Regions from separate parts of the Mus musculus genome. Here region 2 is linked to region 1. A link is a loop called in an ENCODE intact Hi-C map of the cell type or tissue named here. Cell type or tissue: heart. All regions are shown on one strand. Links, peaks and the distances in the headings refer to the core of each region. The heading gives the core; the rest is flanking DNA.

The links. A loop is a pair of places that touch in the nucleus more often than their neighbours do. Peaks named below come from ENCODE experiments on the same cell type or tissue, not always from the same donor. Only the 100,000 strongest peaks of a DNase experiment are listed, where the experiment ranks them.
Region 2: it touches region 1 in a loop (2.9-fold over the local background); 2 of 42 quality-filtered maps call a loop at or near these places.

What each region holds. Positions count from the first base shown.
Region 1 is chr15:71,992,455-72,000,789 of GRCm38, forward strand. The region is part of intron 3 of Col22a1 (collagen, type XXII, alpha 1); the gene reads right to left. Among named protein-coding and RNA genes, the nearest start is that of Col22a1, 38 kb to the right of the region's middle. In heart, for the core only: a CTCF peak has its summit at 4,556 (motif pointing right); no DNase peak of the experiment used is centred there.
Region 2 is chr15:71,913,083-71,921,417 of GRCm38, forward strand. Col22a1 (collagen, type XXII, alpha 1) reads right to left here. Exons shown (of 64, transcript NM_027174.1): 24 at 2,702-2,755; 25 at 2,024-2,077. Among named protein-coding and RNA genes, the nearest start is that of Col22a1, 120 kb to the right of the region's middle. In heart, for the core only: no CTCF peak of the experiment used is centred there; a DNase peak (open chromatin) is centred at 4,779; H3K27me3 peaks cover 763 bases.

The DNA.
Region 1 (8,335 bases), core at 50-8,049:
GCTTTCAGGTAGGTAGGCATGGTACCCCAAGCCCAGCTCAGCCATCTTCTAGTTCTTTGCAGAAAGATATCTCCATCATCTTCTATAATGACCCATTTGTTTCCATAGTCACTATTTGTTCAACTGAAATATGGACAGAGCTGTAGATATATTCTAAATGCCCACCTTGTTCAAAGGACACAGGGATGAATAGCAGAATATAATATACCACAGCCTTGCCTTCAACTGCTCATGCGCTGGGGTGTTCCCACTCATTCCTACCTGGAGAAGAACTCCTCCTGAGAGAGACCAAGTTCCAAAGCTAGTAGAACAATACTCAAATCACTGTTAGGGGTCTTTGCTTACAGTGGGTGGCTGAATCTCAGTTCCAGTACATGTGGCCACTGTCTCCACTGTGTCCCGGCCTCTGCTTTAGGCCAAACAAACAACCCTTGAACTGAGAGGGAAATGTGGCTGGTAGACTACAGTTTTTGATGTACCCTGTTCACTATGGTTTCCGTGAGCTAATGTGATCATATCGCAGGCTCCAAAGTTCCTGGTTTGGGAGTATCACGGTCACTATTAGCCAACAACATAATTCCCACTGTTTACTTCTTTTGGCTACAGAAATGACAGTATTCTCAACCATACACACACAATATGAATAATCTGTTATTGCTTATGTCACTATAGTTGAGTTTTTCTCCCTTTGCAATTGAATGCATCCAAACTTGCAAAAACACATTTCTGAGCTTCCTAAGAACTTGGGACAGAGAACTCTCTGAAAGTTTGAGTTTCTGAATGCGGAGAGGAGAAGTAATGGGTTATGGGAACTAAGGCGTTATTCCCCTGGGAGAGGAGCTACTGACAGAGAAGAGTCCCTTCATTACCCCATGTACAGGGATTTATCCGATAATCACTGAGGATCCACTTGAATAGTAGTTCTGGAGTTAAAGCAGAGACAAGAGCTAAGGAATCAAAAGATATACCTAATAAGTTCCTAGCTAGTTACAGATAAGGGTGACTGCAAAATCCCTGCTCCCTCGGGACCTTCTCATCATCTCCATGCTGATATTCATCCACTGCACTCTAGGTATAGAGCAAATGTTCACGCTTCTGAGGAGAAAACAGGGACACTCATGTCTTTATATAGATCAGGCTCCATCCTGCCAAGAGCTAGTCAGAGGCACTGCCCCAAGGAGTAACACTAGGCACCTACTTCAGTCTTTCTGAAAAATCACTTGAACTTACTTGCCCTCAATTTACTGTATAGACAAGGAGCCCATTTTTGCATGTCATGGATGGGGAAGGATTCTGACCTCTTGTGCTTTATGTTGGCACATCCATGGATCGCTCCATAGGACATACGATCATTTTACCTTTTGGTCTCATCCGGATTTTTTTCCAGTTTAGAAAAGAGGAGATTGGCAGTCATTGTGAGCCCATTGTGTGCCAGTCACCTGACCCAGAACTGAACCCACACCACCACTCTAAGTAAAATTTGCTCCCATTATACAACTAACATCTAAGGAAAGTTGGCGAGCTCATCAGGTAGGACGAGCACCTGTATTTAAACACCACCTTGAATCCATGTCCCTATAGTGGAGATGACAGGTCCTGGGACAGGAGGGAAAGGCTATCAGCAGAAACAATGGAGGCCAGGCATGCAGCTGGTGCCTGGCTAAGGACAATACAAAGCATTTGCTTCTCATCCATCACCTTAAGGGAGGCACCCCTTGGGGGCAGATGACCACAGGGAGATGATGATATGCTGAGTAGACAAGAGAAAGGGTGGAGGAGGGAAGGGATGACTTCCCAGCCCGATTCCTCCTTTGCTCCAACTGTGTCATCTATGAATTGTGTCTTCTCTCCTATTTTACATAGGCAGCAAATACTGTACCATATACAACAAAGTTAGAAATAACATTAATAGGCATTGCGTCCCTAATAGCTTCCCAGGAACAGGGTGGTCGTATGTCTAGAATCAATACTGGGCATGCTGTGTGGGCTGTTTCTGGCTTCTTCACTACTCAACTGGGAGACAGCAGTATCCCCAGGACCAGAAGACATATGTAGATGATTTGCTGCTCAGCATACACCTTTGGAAAGCGTGTCAAAATAATTAACATTTTTAATTGCATTCTCACCACAGCTTTATGAGGTAGATGCCCCTAATTTACAGATACACAAAGAAGGGTATGCAGCAGGCAGGAGCTGCCCAAGGCTCACACTGCTAGAAGGTGGCAATTCAGCACAAAGTCTCCTATATCTGGCCCTCAGCACAATATAGCCTCTCTAGAGGACTCTTGTATGTCTACAAAGCCTGCCAATACAGCATCCTCCTGGCCTGCTACCTTCTGAAATACCCTCTAGCTTTGGATCAGTTCTGACCTACAGAGGCATCACTGCCAACTCTGCCCTTGTAAGATTGATTTGCTTATGCAATGGGGAAAACAAAGCTCAGGGATATTAAGAAATTTATCCAGAATCACAAAGCCACCAAGTGGCAGAGGTAGAGACAGGACCAGGGAGTCAAGTGTAAGCAATTATCCATATGATCATAGCCTTGGAAAGTATTTTTGAATATAAGAGAAAACCAGCCCATTGTCCAACAGCAGTCACACATGTGCTCTCGTGTAATCCCCTGAACAGGGCTTCAGGAGAAACATAATTATCAGTAATCTACAGTTGAGCCACTTGTTAGAGGGGGGATGTCAGAAATTATATCCAAAGGACACAGTGTTGATCATGAGAGAAACCTGAAACTGTTTGTATGCTCAGTTCCACCATGGCTACCTATTCTGGGACATTTTGGATATCTCCTGGTGCTATCTTTCTTCCAGGCCTTTGCTGGCTAGTTATGTTATGATGACATAAGCTAGAGCCATCTGAAAGGAGGAACTTCAATTAAGAAAATGCCTCCAAAATATCTGGCTATAAAGTAGTTTCTTAATTAGTAATTGATTTGGGAGGGCCCAGCCCATTGTGGGTAGTGCCATCCCTGGGCTATTGGCCCTGGGTTCTATTAGAAAGCATGGTGAGCAAGCCATAATGAGCAAGCCAGTAAGCAGCATCCCTCCATGACCTCTGCATCAGCTTCTGCCACCAGGATCCCGTCCTGACTTCCTTCAGTGATGGACTGTGCTGTGGAAGTGTAACTCAAGTAAACCCTTTCTTTCCTCTCCAAGTTTCTCTGGTTCATGGTGTTTTGTCACAGCAATAGTAACCCTGTCTAAGACAAGGCCAAAGTATATGAGTTCCTGTGCACATGCCCTGGCTTCTCTGGATAGGTGATCCATACCCCCCTAGGACTTCTGGATTGTAGAGGTATGGACATGGTGCCAAACTTCTGGAGAGCATTTATGTAAGATTCAGAGCTAGTCTGCTATAAGGATATGTGGCAGACAGAGTAATACTAGAAAAAGAAATCCTGCTAGAAAGTCCAGACAGCTATGCTTAGTGGTCACACAATCCCTCACCATTTGCTCCTCTCTCAGAAAACAGTAGGCGTAGTGAGAAGGGAGAAGACAGAGCTGAGCCTTCCATAATGGCAAACCTACACTGCCATATTTGAAGACTAGAGTTCGAGATTAAAGGATGACAAGGTAGGGTCCTGCAGAGCCATCTCTCCTCTCCGGCACCAATCACATACCTCTTGCTACATAAGGAGAAGCCGAAACAGAGTTGAGTTGGAAGAACTTGACCCCAAGGCTGAGAATAAAGAGCCATAGGTTAAATAAGCCATAACCCAGCCCTTATGTGCCTACGTTCAAACTTAGAAGGAAGGATTACAGTCAGAATTCCCCTCCATCTGAGATAAAGGGCAAGTGGTCAGCGCATAGGCAGTACCAGGCATGGCACCTGGCATCTAGTGAGTCCCACTCATTCATTTATTCATTCCTTCAGCCAAGAACATATTTTCCATATGCCCAACATATCTGTTACAGCTTGTGGAAGGAATACAAGCACCTGACTGCAGTGAACTGTAGACTCCCTCCTGCAGGTGTCTACATGTTAAGGGAAGACACAGAGGCCAACAAAAACAAGAAACTGTCCAGATGTATCACTCTCACTACAGAGGAAATAGGCTTATATGGAGACAGGGTGGTGGATATGCTTCCAGGATGGGCACTGGAGCCCTAAGGGGAGTGACATCTGAACTGAGATTCAAGGAGAACACCTGGTAAATGGGCGGGCACAGCAGGCAACTGCAGCGCTCCAGAGGCTGAAGGGCTTTGGCTGAAGGATGCTGTTTGGCAGAGGAGGCAAGAAACAAGAACCACTGAGGAACAAGTGGCAAAGTCAGGAAGGAGGGTGGACCCTCATAATCCAAGGCAGGGTTTGCTATTAAAGGCAACTAAGAGACCCCTGATCAGGAGGGCAAAGACAGTGGGTTAGAAACTGGGTAGAAGATGACATTCTGCTCCTGAAGAGACTTTCTGGGACAGTAGGGCTCATTTTGGGATGTCACTATCCAAGGAAGTCTGAAAGGAACACACTTCATCCAAAGCTATAGGTGGCCCAGGGCACAGGTTCATTTCCTTCCATGGGAATGTTCCTTGGCCCAGCACCAGTAGGTGTCACCAGAGACTATGACTATGGTTCCCTGAACAGGGCTGAAAATAGAAGTTAGCAGAACACTGGGGCCAGCAGAGCTCAGGACTACCCAGATAACACATTCCAATCAGCAAGATGGTGATTATCAACCCTCAGTACCTAAGAGAGGGCAAGTCATTTAGAAGCAAACTTTGTTTTCTTTATTCTATATCTTTATTGTCAGCTATATACCTGGAACTGATCTGAGAAATAAATTAGTCACATGACAAGTCCTCCAACCATGGGAGCTATGTCCAACAAGAGATGAACTGTAATGAGTAGGTTACTGGGGTAAGAGTATGACTGGAGAGGTAGCTAGAGAACCAAAGATGTCTCAACCAAGAGAGGATGGAGGGAAGGAGATGAAGTCAGGAAAGAGACAAGGGACTCAGGGGAGGTCTAGGTAAGGGTCTGAAAGTGGAAAGATTTCAGACACCATGGCTTGAGTATGCCCAACAAAGGAAAATTAAGGACAGAGGATGGGCAAAAGAGTGTCCTGGAGAAGGACTATCATAATGTGTTAGACAGGGCAGGAGAATAAGCAGAGACCAGACAAAGAGGTTGCCTTATCACCAGACAATTGACAACAATGGCTTATGCCTAAAGTACAGGATGATCATTTTTAACTGTCAACTTGACACAACCTAGAACCACCTGGGAAAAGAATATTAGTTAAAGAATTGTTTAAATCAGGTCGGCCTGTATGCATGCTATATGAGGGATTTTCTTTACTTTGTTAATTTATATTGGAAGAACTAGCCCACTGTGGGTAACACTATTCCCTAGGCAGGGATCCTGAACTATATAAGAGAGGAGAAAAGGAGCAAGCAAGTGAGCAAGTATGTATAAGATCTCTTGTCTGCTCTTGATTGTGTGTGTCATGTGACTAGCTGTTTCAAACTTCTCCCTGCTGTGTTGTCTCAGCAATTATTGATTCTAACCTGGAATTTTGAGCTGATGTCAGACCCTTTGCCACCCAAGTCGCTTTTTATTTGGGACAGTTCATCAAGACAACATGAATGAAACTAGGACAGATGGAGTAGAGGTGATAAGAGTTGCCAGACCGTGCTCTAACCTAAAGCCAGCCCTGTAGCTTTGGTGGCAGATCAAATGCCAGCCACTGTCTGGAAAAGAGAGTCTGTTGTTCAGAGTGTACCTCCAAAGACAGTTCACATTTGACATGAGTGATTAATACATAGAAGACCACAGCCCAAGCTCTGTCTAGTTAGCAAGTCACATGCGTGACTGGGTCTATATGTTCCTATAGCTGCATGAGTATAACTGTTTGGGTGTCTATATAACTAGTGTATAAATTTATGCCTGCATTTATGATTGAATTCAAGAAACCCAAGCCAAGGTTATGCAAAGGTCAAAAGCAAAATGAGCACATTTTACAGTCAAGTAAGACACTGGAGGTATATAGCATGGACCACTGTTGCCTCCAGTCTTCCAATAAGTGCAGTGTGAATCAGAAGCATTCAATTAGTCAGCCACATTTCTTGGAAAGCCCTGAGACACTGTGTCACCTCATGTCCCCACTCATTTGCTAACAGTTCAGCTAGAAAGCATTTAACTAGGGGACATGGAAAATGCAAAATGCACCCATGAATTTAATTATATGGATGTGTATTTATATACATAACCTAATTTATATATAGATTCTGTGTGTATAGGTTTTATATATAAATACTTATTGCACATGCCAATTTACTTGTGGTCACTATAAGTTACCACTTGATCAACTCAAAATCAAAACTACAATTTGAAATTCAGTCAGCTCTCCGTAGGCTGGAAGGCTTTGATAGAACATGACCATAGTGACTAGGACTGTCGTATCTAGGAGGATGCAGCTCACTTACCAGGATGTCACCAGCACCAGATTGATAGGGCTGACACAGACCCCACTGCTGGGTCTGGAAAGACTGGGCACAGTGAATAGCTTAGCTCACATCACCTTCCAGTCCCACAGAGGCATTCTGAGGCCTGAGAAGGTATTCGGATAGGTTAGGAATCTAGAGTAGCACAAGGCGGTGACAAGCAGAGGAGAAGCTGTATTTGGCATATGGAGTGGCCAGTTGTTATTATGATGTTGACCAAGACACAGAAAGGAAGAGGAGAACCCTTCAACGACACCTACACTCCACCTTCAGTCCTCAAGGGGACTGAGGCCCTGAGAGACATCCTGCCAAGATCACCTAAGAACCTGGTGGCAGGTGGCAGTGATGTCAGATATTCGGTCACCACATTGAAATACGTTATGAGGGTCAGAAAACTGTCTGCAAAGGACAAAGGGCAGTGCAATCAACACCATGGGCTTTGTAGGCCACAAGACCTCTCCTATAGCCAGCTTACTGCTCCAGGAAAAGCAGTCAAATTAGAAAGGACACTTGGACAAGATATGTCAGGGTTCCAAAAAGCAAGCATTTAAAGACGGATGCCTTCCAGGACTGGCCCGAGGGTGATTGCTAGCAACCCACCACAGTGGACCATGACAGGCCTTTTGTACTTTGTGGGACAGTTCTCTTTACAGAATTCACAAAGACAATCTTCAGATTCTACCTGGTGCCCTTTCTGTGATGGGAAGGTTGAGTCCTACTGTTTGGTATACTTGATTTCATTTTTATGGTCTTTTCAAAAAATATATATATAACAACAGTAGCATTAGTGGTGTTTACAGCCATAACCAGCCATTAACTGGATTTGTATCCATCGTATCAATTTGGCAGATAAGGAAACTGAGGCAGGAACAAAGCTGTGTTCATTTGGTTGATAAAGGAGAAAACTAAAACTAAAAGAAAACTAAGCTACAAAAGCATCATTTATCTAAATGAATGAAGACTCTTGTATTTAACGTGAGCTCTGAGGCCTGACTGCACTGGCTGACCCTGATGCTAAAAAGTCACAGTCTCTCTGAACAAGACAAAAATGGTATACCAGCCTAGGACCCCCTCCCAGATTTCCCTAGTCAGGCATTCACAGAAAGCTGGCATTATACCATGCCTATGGGGCAACTACAGATGTTTGAAGACAACCTAAAATACAACGGTGTGTGGGCTTGTAAGTTCACTCAGCACGTAGAGCAAATGCAATTGCATATTATTGTATTCCAACTTCCAAGAAGGGGATGTTAGGGAAACATTGTCTCTATGCATTCCTCTAGGAATAGATAGCAGAAAATACAAATGGTGACGATGATTGTGATGATGGTGGTGGTGATGATGATGATGATGACGACAATAATGATGATAAAAATTGAGAAAGTAAAATGTACTGGACTTGATCACGTCTGACTAGATGGACACAGAACTAGTCATTTTTCATTTACTCATATGTAAGTATTTATGTAATACTCTCATATAAGTATGAATGTATGTACTTAGAGCCCATACTCCGGGCCATCAGAATGTCAAATACTTCCTGGCATGAACTTAATGGATGGCTGCACCCTCACTAACAGTCGTTCTCAACCTGTGGGTCATGATTCCTTTGGTGGTCAAATGACCCCTTCACAAGGGTTACCTAAGACCATCATAAAACATAGACATTTACATTATGATCATAATAGTAGCCAAATTACCGTTATGAAGCAGCAGTGAAAATAATGCCATGGTTGGGACTCATTACAATATGAGGAACTGTGTTAAAGAATCAGTTAGGAAGGTTGAGAACCACTGCTGTGTATGTTAGGGTGTGTGACATTATCCTGACTGATAAGACAGAAGGTTACTTAAGTCATAGAGAAAAGAAGGGAGCTAGGAAA
Region 2 (8,335 bases), core at 265-8,264, 79 kb before region 1:
GTACCATCCACACTGATCCTGAAGTCCTTCACTGAATCTCTTGGCTTCATGTGTCTTCCTTCCAACCAGTGTCTTCCTTCCTCTTGTCCTTCAAAGATGCTATTCTCCGGTCTCCATCGTGGCTGTCACCCCAGCCTTGTATTTCTGAGGAGTTTCATAGTGTGCCTTCTAATTCAAGGTGCATTCTCTACCCCAACCTTGACATTCTATCCCAGCTGCTAGGTGCAGATGAAGAGACAATGAATCCCAGGATGGAGTGGCTTCTGAGGTCACAGAGATGTGGATGGGGACCTGAAGAGCCTTCTGGCTACAACTGTGAGCCCCTGCACTAAACCTAAGATGTATTGTCACGCCCATTTCACAGGGCCACGTTCTCTCATTAGAACAGGTGGAAAACAGGCTCCCTCACAGACAACCTCAGGGGCTATTTCTTGGTATCTCTTCATGAGAGTAAGTTAACTTTTTAGTTTTTGTTCTTTAATAAAAGGGTCTTACTCTGTAGCCCTAGTTGACCAGGTATCTTTATATAGTTCAGCCTAGCCTTGAACTCACAGCAATCCTCCTGCTTCAGACTATTACATACTAAAATTACAAGTATGTACTACATATCTACCTTAAATTTTTCATAGCTTTTTCTAATGCTCCTGCTTGCTCTTCTGAATGAGAATTTCCTGTATCTGATTTAAGACTCCTATCTCTCTGTGCACCCGGAGTTGGAACTTGTCCCCCCTGAAGTTTGGTGATCATCATGGCCACAGGAGATGGAGCCACTTGCTTCAGTGAAATCATGACAGTGACCAGGAAAGACCAAAGTCCAAAGCCAGAGCTGAGCTACAGCTTCATCTTGATTAAAAACCATAATGCCATTTAGATCTGCTGTTCCCCACAGCCCCTCCATGGTGCTCTGGGTCATTTGAACACTTTGTTTTCTGTTGTATTTGAATTAGAGTCTACATAGCCCAGGAAAACTTAGAACTTACGGCAACTCTCCTGCCCCAGCCTCTCCAGCCCTGGAAGTACAAGTGAATGCCATCCTGCCCAGATTGATGAGAGCGTACTTTCAAATAAACGCACCGTATCAGAAGAGATGAGTGAGTTTAAGCTGCTGTATGGCCCTGCCACCACACACTCATTGGTGATGATGCCATTGGTGACTGTGCCTGCAGAATGTCTCCTGGGAGCTATGCATTAACCAGGTGCCTCTTCAGGTTCACATCCATGCACCTGAGCATGGACTATAGCGCTGGCTTTATGGCTGATGCCCTTTGAGGAGCAGCACAACTTCAGTTCTGGGTTGGCATCCACCTCTGGTCCTATCTCCTGAGTCTTTTATCTATGTCCACAGAGGGATCCATGACCCAAATAGGATGAAGAGTTGCTGTGTGCTGCATGCTCTCCAGCATCCAGAGCCTCCATCCGTACCCTGGCCTTGACCTCTGGCAGTTCCCACAGGAGTTTGTTGTAAATTACCCCCTGAGTAAAGCAGCCCCTGGGATTATGGGACATCAGATCAGAACCTGGTATCAGGGTGGCAGGCTGTATCCAGGATACTCCATTAGTGTGTGTAAAGGGGCTTACACCAATGTGCCAAGGTAACATGTCCACCTTTTAGCTGAGTAGTATTCTCATGACATTAAAGCTAGCTGATTCCTGGGGCTTAGAAGAAACTAGAAAGTCCTTGAAATGCCAGGGTCTTCTCCATGAATAAGTGGGGCAAAAGGCCAGGAAATATAAAGATGTTGTAGTAATCCCTGACATTTTAGTGGGAAGGACTTCATGAATGTTACTTTAGAAACAAGAACAAGGCTGGCCAGGGCTAGTGAAGGTAGTCTCAGGAGACAGCAGGAGAGAATAGAGAACCAGCCTGCACCAGCCTCATGATCTGCTGTAAAGGAAGGGGCTTCATAAGGCATTGCTAGCTCTGCGAGAGAGCCCTGGGGCCAGGGCAAATGCCTTGCTACTCCTGACATGGGACAAAGGAGGTCAGTAAGAGACAAATAGCAGAAGAGCAGAAACAACTCACCGCATGCCCAGCAGGCCCAGGTTTTCCCGGGAAGCCGAGCTCGCCAGGTAAACCCTGAAAGAAGAAGTTTAAAAACTGTCAGTCTATTTGAGATTAGTCTTGTCATGATGCCGTCCCTGGCATAGGATCAGGCCTCTGGCTCTAAGGAGAATGCCTCAGGGTGTCTACCACTCTCATTGCCAGCCCCTGTAAAACACAGAATAGCCCCAGATCTACAGTTGGTGAGGTTGCAGCATGTCTGCTCTGCAGCCGAGACCACTGCCATGTGCACCCAAGCCCGAATACTCCCTCTGCAGACTGCTGGGTGTACCCTGCCCACCACCTGCTATGGGACAGTTTCCCAGCTGATCTTTAAAGGATGAGAGGGAAGACTGTTAAACAAACACTGGCCTTGGTATTGTTTTGTGAGAACTGACCACAAAAATCTATGCATACTTGGATAGCAGGCCAACCTGATGCACCCCCATACCATGACAGAAGAAGATACCAAGTGTTTACGATGATTTATATGTCACTTATAAGTGCCAGACCCAAGAGCTTAAGAGTGACGAAGCATGGAGGCTTCTACATCCACAGTCTTCCTGTCTGCGCCTTTGTTCTGGATACAGGACAAAGCCACCCCTTCCCTTGAAAATGCTACCCAAGTTCCCCTTCAAGAGAAAGTCAAGCCAGTCTTACCGGGGGTCCTCCAGGTCCAGGGGGCCCTGGAACACCGGGTGGTCCAGGCGGGCCCTGTATAGAGAGAGTGGGTGGTTACGAAAGTACACAGAGACACTGCCTGGTCTGTTACAAACCAGTGTTTGAGAAACAGTAGATGGAGTGGCAGTGTAGGAAGACTCTAGTTTCTTCTGCCTCACCTAATTTCAAATGGAAAGGAAGAGTTGAAAATTACAAATAAATATCCTACTGGTGTGCTGGTTAGTTTTTGTCAGTTTAGCACAAACCAGGGTCATCAGGGAAGAGGGAGCCTCAGCTGAAGAATTGCTTCTATCAGATGCAGGGGCATTACCTTGACTGTTGACTGATGTGGGAGGCCCACTGTGAGCAACGCCACCCTTGGCCAGGTGGATCTGGGCTATATACGAAAGATAGCTGAGCAAGCCAGAGAAAAGCAACCCAGTCAGCCGCTCTATGATCTCAGCGTCAGCTCCTGCCTTCAGAGTCTGCCTCAGTGGCTGCACTCAGTGATGGACTATCACACAAAGGTCAAATGAACCCTTTCCTCGCTCTACAAGCTGTTTTGGGGTTGGCGTTTTATCACAGAAACAGGAAACCAAACTAGAGTGAGCCTGCTTTATGACCTATCGTGCTGTATGGTTAAATCCTTTGAACATTTAAGGAGACCAGACATACGTGTACACACACACACACACACACACACACACACACACACACACACACAGATGCATACAGTAGTCACCCATTCACAAGACTCTCCCAGGGCACACCTTGTCTCCACCCATCACGCTCCAGAGCTGATGCCAGTGTCAGCATCACAGAGCAGACTGTGGGTCTCGACCTAAGTCCATTGATTTCCTAGGTTCATCAAAATCTCTCCCCTACTCCGTTGGGATCAATTTGGCCAGGAATAGGGATGTGCATTTTATGTGTAGCATCTACAGGAGTGTATGCATATGTGTTAAATTCCAATTATTCAGTTCCCACGCTAACACAGGGCAGGGAAAAATGGTAAGTAAATATGAGAGGAAGCCAGAGCCCATGCTTCCATGATCATGGGAGTGGGGAGGGAAGAAAGGAATAGAGAGGAACCCGGGCAATGAGTAGGGAGTGAGCTGTGGACCTGGAAGCCTGAAGCAAAGGGTTTAGAGGAGTCACCTGAACAGTGAAGAGGGCAGAAGTGACCAACAGGCTAGGCACACAACAGCAGGCAGAAACCAGCTGTATAAAGGCCAGAAGAATGGAAGGCACTGTGCATTGTACAATAGCCAACTGTTTCATAAGAGGACAGAGCAGGCCTTGATGTGCCAGTGTGGAGAGCTATGAATATACCTTATGAATAACTAGGACATGCATCCGCCATGTGTCTTAGATTTCCAGATGCCCTGTGGAGGCCACCAAAGGCAGAGACATATAGTGGGCCATGGGCTGGTGGTCGCTATGCAATAATGGGTCTCTGGGGGAGAGTGGGGCTCCTTCTGAGTATTTGCAGGTTCGGGACAGTCCTGCCAAGGGCCTTTCATCTGAGAACATCCAAGGGCATGGCAGCTGAACATCCTGCAGGGGCGCCTGTTCTGGGTTTTGGTGGTGGGTACGTCCTTGCTTTTCCAGCCTGGCGTTTCGTATTCCTGCAGAAGTATTTACAACTTTCCCCACCCCACACAACTCTAGGAGCAATAGAAGGCACTAAAGCACGTACTTGCCCATGTCTCCCTCTGGATGTGCCCTTCTCTGGATGTGTCTCTCCCATTCTCCTGCTCTTCTTCACCTGCCCCCTCCTCTGAGATGGCACCCAGGTTCTTGGGTCTTCTCTGTGATCAAGGTCAAGATCAAGGTCTTCTTCTTATCTTACCCTCAGATCCTCAAGAATCAAACAGTCTAGTTTCCTCTGCATCTCGAAGAGAAACTAACTTGGGCCAAGACAGGAAGCCATATTCAGAAAAATGCCTAAGTCATCCAAAAGGTGACTTGAAGGGACCATTTGCATTCAGAGAGCAATAACAGATTATGACCACTGGAGGGCGATAAGAAACAAAGAATGGCACAAGGGTCGCGATCATGAGCTATTCCGTTTACTGCCTCTGGGTGGCATGTGTGAGTCAAACTTTCATACACAAAGTGAGAGCATTTACAAAATGCTTTGAGTGGCAGCTGGAGTTCAGTTTCCCCGTAGCTCGTTTAGACCTGATGTGTCTTTGGAGCAGCATCTATCCTGTTTGAGATGTTTTCCCCTAAGTCTGGGTAACTGGAGAGGCTACAGTGAGCTGGGAAAGGCCCTGGGTAAAGGTCAACCTATCTTCCTTATTGGACAAGGGCTGGGCTGGAGAAAGGTTCCATCAAGGGTGGCTGCCCACCTTGTCCAGCGTCCTCAGCACTGTACCCATCTGCTGCCTGTGATAAACTCTGTTCACCTCTTCATACTGAGGGATCTGCAGAAATCACCAGAACGACTTCCCCATGAAAGCACATACCAGGCCACTCACTGTCACTCGAGGACCCAGCCCCACAGCACCCACCAATGGAGCTTAACAGGGATTTTTCTACACAGATACACAGATAGTACTCATGTGGCCATGGGGACATTTCCCTTTCTTCCCTCCTTACATGCCTGGCCATACGGATAGCTCTAGAATGTTTAGTGCTTTCTAAAACACTTCTTTCAGAAATCGGGCCTGCCAGCCAGCCCACTGCTACTCTGATCTCATTTACCCTCCCCGTCTTTCTATAAACTTCCTTGTCCTGCTGGTGGTGGTGGTGGTGGTGGTGCCCTGGCACACAGCAGTCTAGAGTTGATGATCTTCTGTGAACAGCTAGTGAAAATGAAACCTTTAGTGTCTAAGAGTGAAGAAAACAGTCTTAAACAATAGAGTTTAAGGACCTTGCTAGAGGTCACGCAGCTATCTTCTCCAGGTGGAAAAGTGGCATATGCATCCTGAAGGGTCCACCTGCATCAGAGTCACCTGAATTGGAGGTTATACACACAGAGACCAGAGCTGCCTGTTTAGACTCCTGGCTAGCAGGTTCAGATCAGGTGCCTAAGGTCAGGGACTGGTGTGATGGATGCTCAGTGGTACAGATGTCTCTAGTACAGGATCATTCAATGCCACCAAACCCATCTGCAGCCACCTTCTCTCTAGCTCTAGCCCTGTTACTATGTAAAATATAACAGAGAGGAGGCACCGTGTGCCTAGGAGACACAAAAAAGAAGGTAGAAACCTGGAAGACCTGCCAGGGAGGGTCATTCCACTTTTCCAGCTCTACCTCGTTAGAGCCCACACTGATCAAACGAGGCAGCCTTTTCCACCCCAAGCTGAAAATGAGGAAGGTCCAGGCTAAAATGGACCACACTATGGTTCAATGTACCTCCCAACCCATAACACCAGTCTGGCCATCCTGCTAAAGATGCCAGTCACATGGCCTTCTTGGAGACACATTCTGCCACTGGAGGAGAATCTAGACTGTCCTTGATATCTCCGACTCCAAACATTTAGCACCCAGTTCTGCTGTGCACACAGTAGGGAGTTAACAAAAGTTTGAGGCAGTAAGTAGCCAAGCACTAGGGATGTCCTCAGGAATTAAAGCTACCCACTGCAACAGCCACGTCGAGGAAGAGTCAACCGCAGATGGAAACAGCTGTTACAGAGTCTGGAGACTGCTACCAGGAGGTGTCACATAGCCTCGGGCATCCATTCCAAGTCGCACAGAGCATCTTGCAAGTCCAGTTTGGGGTTGTGGGGTTAATGCAAAGCAGCGTTTAGCCTGCCCTAGGGACCTGCTCTGCTGGCCTTTGCTGGTACTAATGCTTACAAAGGGCAGCAGCTCCTCATGAACACCTGTCCTGCCTCTGGTTAGACTTTCTATGGAGCCTCTTGTCTTTCATTTTTCCATGGATACCTAAGTGAAATGTGGGTTTTCGGGGGACAAGGAAGCCCCCCATCCCCGCTACTGTCCCTGACAACAGAAACCCCTTTGAAAACTAGGATGCTCCACCATTCCTTCGTTACATATAAAGATTTTAGTGTCTCAAGGAAGGAACGGAACTAAAAGAAGATGGAGACGGAGATGCAGGATGCTTCAGTGTCTGCAGCTTCTCAAGATGCTGCTGTCAAGTAGCTCATCTTCTCTGCACCAAGCGACGAGCCGGCTGGGGTTCATGTGAGAACTTAAGGCTTGGGGCTGAGGATATGGTTCAGTGGTGTGGCACCTGCCTGACATGCACGATTCCACACCACTGCAGAGCAAAAAGACAAAAGGTCTGTGGCTCTGGGTGTCCTGGATAATATTCTACATGGCCTCAGGCTACCTAAAAGGATTTCACCTTCATAACCTTTATCACACCAAATATGGCATAGAGGCTATACATCATTCTCTCTCTCTCTCTCTCTCTCTCTCTTTCTCTCTCTCTGTGTGTGTGTGTGTACAGAGAGAAAGAGAGAGAATATGCATACTCCTATTTTTTTCTTTTAATCATTAATGAAAGCATCTAGCTAAATTAATCAGACTATTAACAAGTAACACATTAGCCAATAGATATAAATGTTGACAAAATGCCTGCCTGCTTGTATTACCATTAATGAAAACAAAGTAATTACTCTCCATATTAGTTAAATAATCAGCCTACTAATTATTAATGAAGTAACATTTAATCCCTATATAGTGACTAAACAGCGATCGGATGCAATTAGTAGTTACAATGATGATATGTAAGTAGCCAATTAATCTAATTACTATTAATAAAGAAATTGCAAATAATCATCTCTACCACAGTAATTGCAACCGTGGTACGCTTATGAAGTTGAACGGAATTTGAAGACATATGAAAATTGCCTGAATGAATTAACAGAGCAATCAAGTTAATTCAGTGTGCAGCTGGGACAATTCTGAGGGAAAGGTATTCACAATTTGTGTTCACCCCCGAGGTGTAACTATGGCCACCCACCGCCCATCTAGGGGAATTTCTACACAGTCCTAGGAGCCCACCCAGGTCTCACACCAGCTCTGTCCCCTGGTTGTGCATTCTCCCACACAGGGGTCTTGATTCCTCAGCCAGTGGCAGGCAACATCACCTTTGCACAAACATGTGAATGTGGCCGGCCCTCACAAAAGACTTCAATTTTCTTTATGCTCCCTGTGAGAGGATTCCTGTATAGGACAGTGAGACCCTGACTTAGAGCGTTTCTCCCTGGAAGGTAAAGCCCTTGGATGTTCCCCAAGCTTGTTTTCCCTGATCTCTAAAAATGCAGCCAGAAAGAAGCTCTTTGTTCTCTATAGCTAGCAAAAAGCCTTTTTGCTTCTGTGCCTTACAGCCAGAGATTCGATAATTGTAGGAAGACCTACAAGGACACAGAGATAGAGAGGAGCTACAGGTCTCTTCCCGCCCCCCTCTCCAGAAAGGAGCTGTAGCCAACTCTCCTCCCAACTCCTCCCAATTCCTCAGCTAGCTGTTAAAAGCCCCCTACTGTTACTGCTTGGGGTCGAACTCCCCTGCCCTGCACAACGCTGGAGGGACTTTGTCCTCAGCTAGCTGATAATAAAACCTCTTGCAGTTTGCATCAGGTGTGGTTTTCTCATTGGGGTGCTGGCCAGCTCATCCCGGAACTTGAGTGGAGGCCCAGCTTTGGGGGTCTTTTTTTT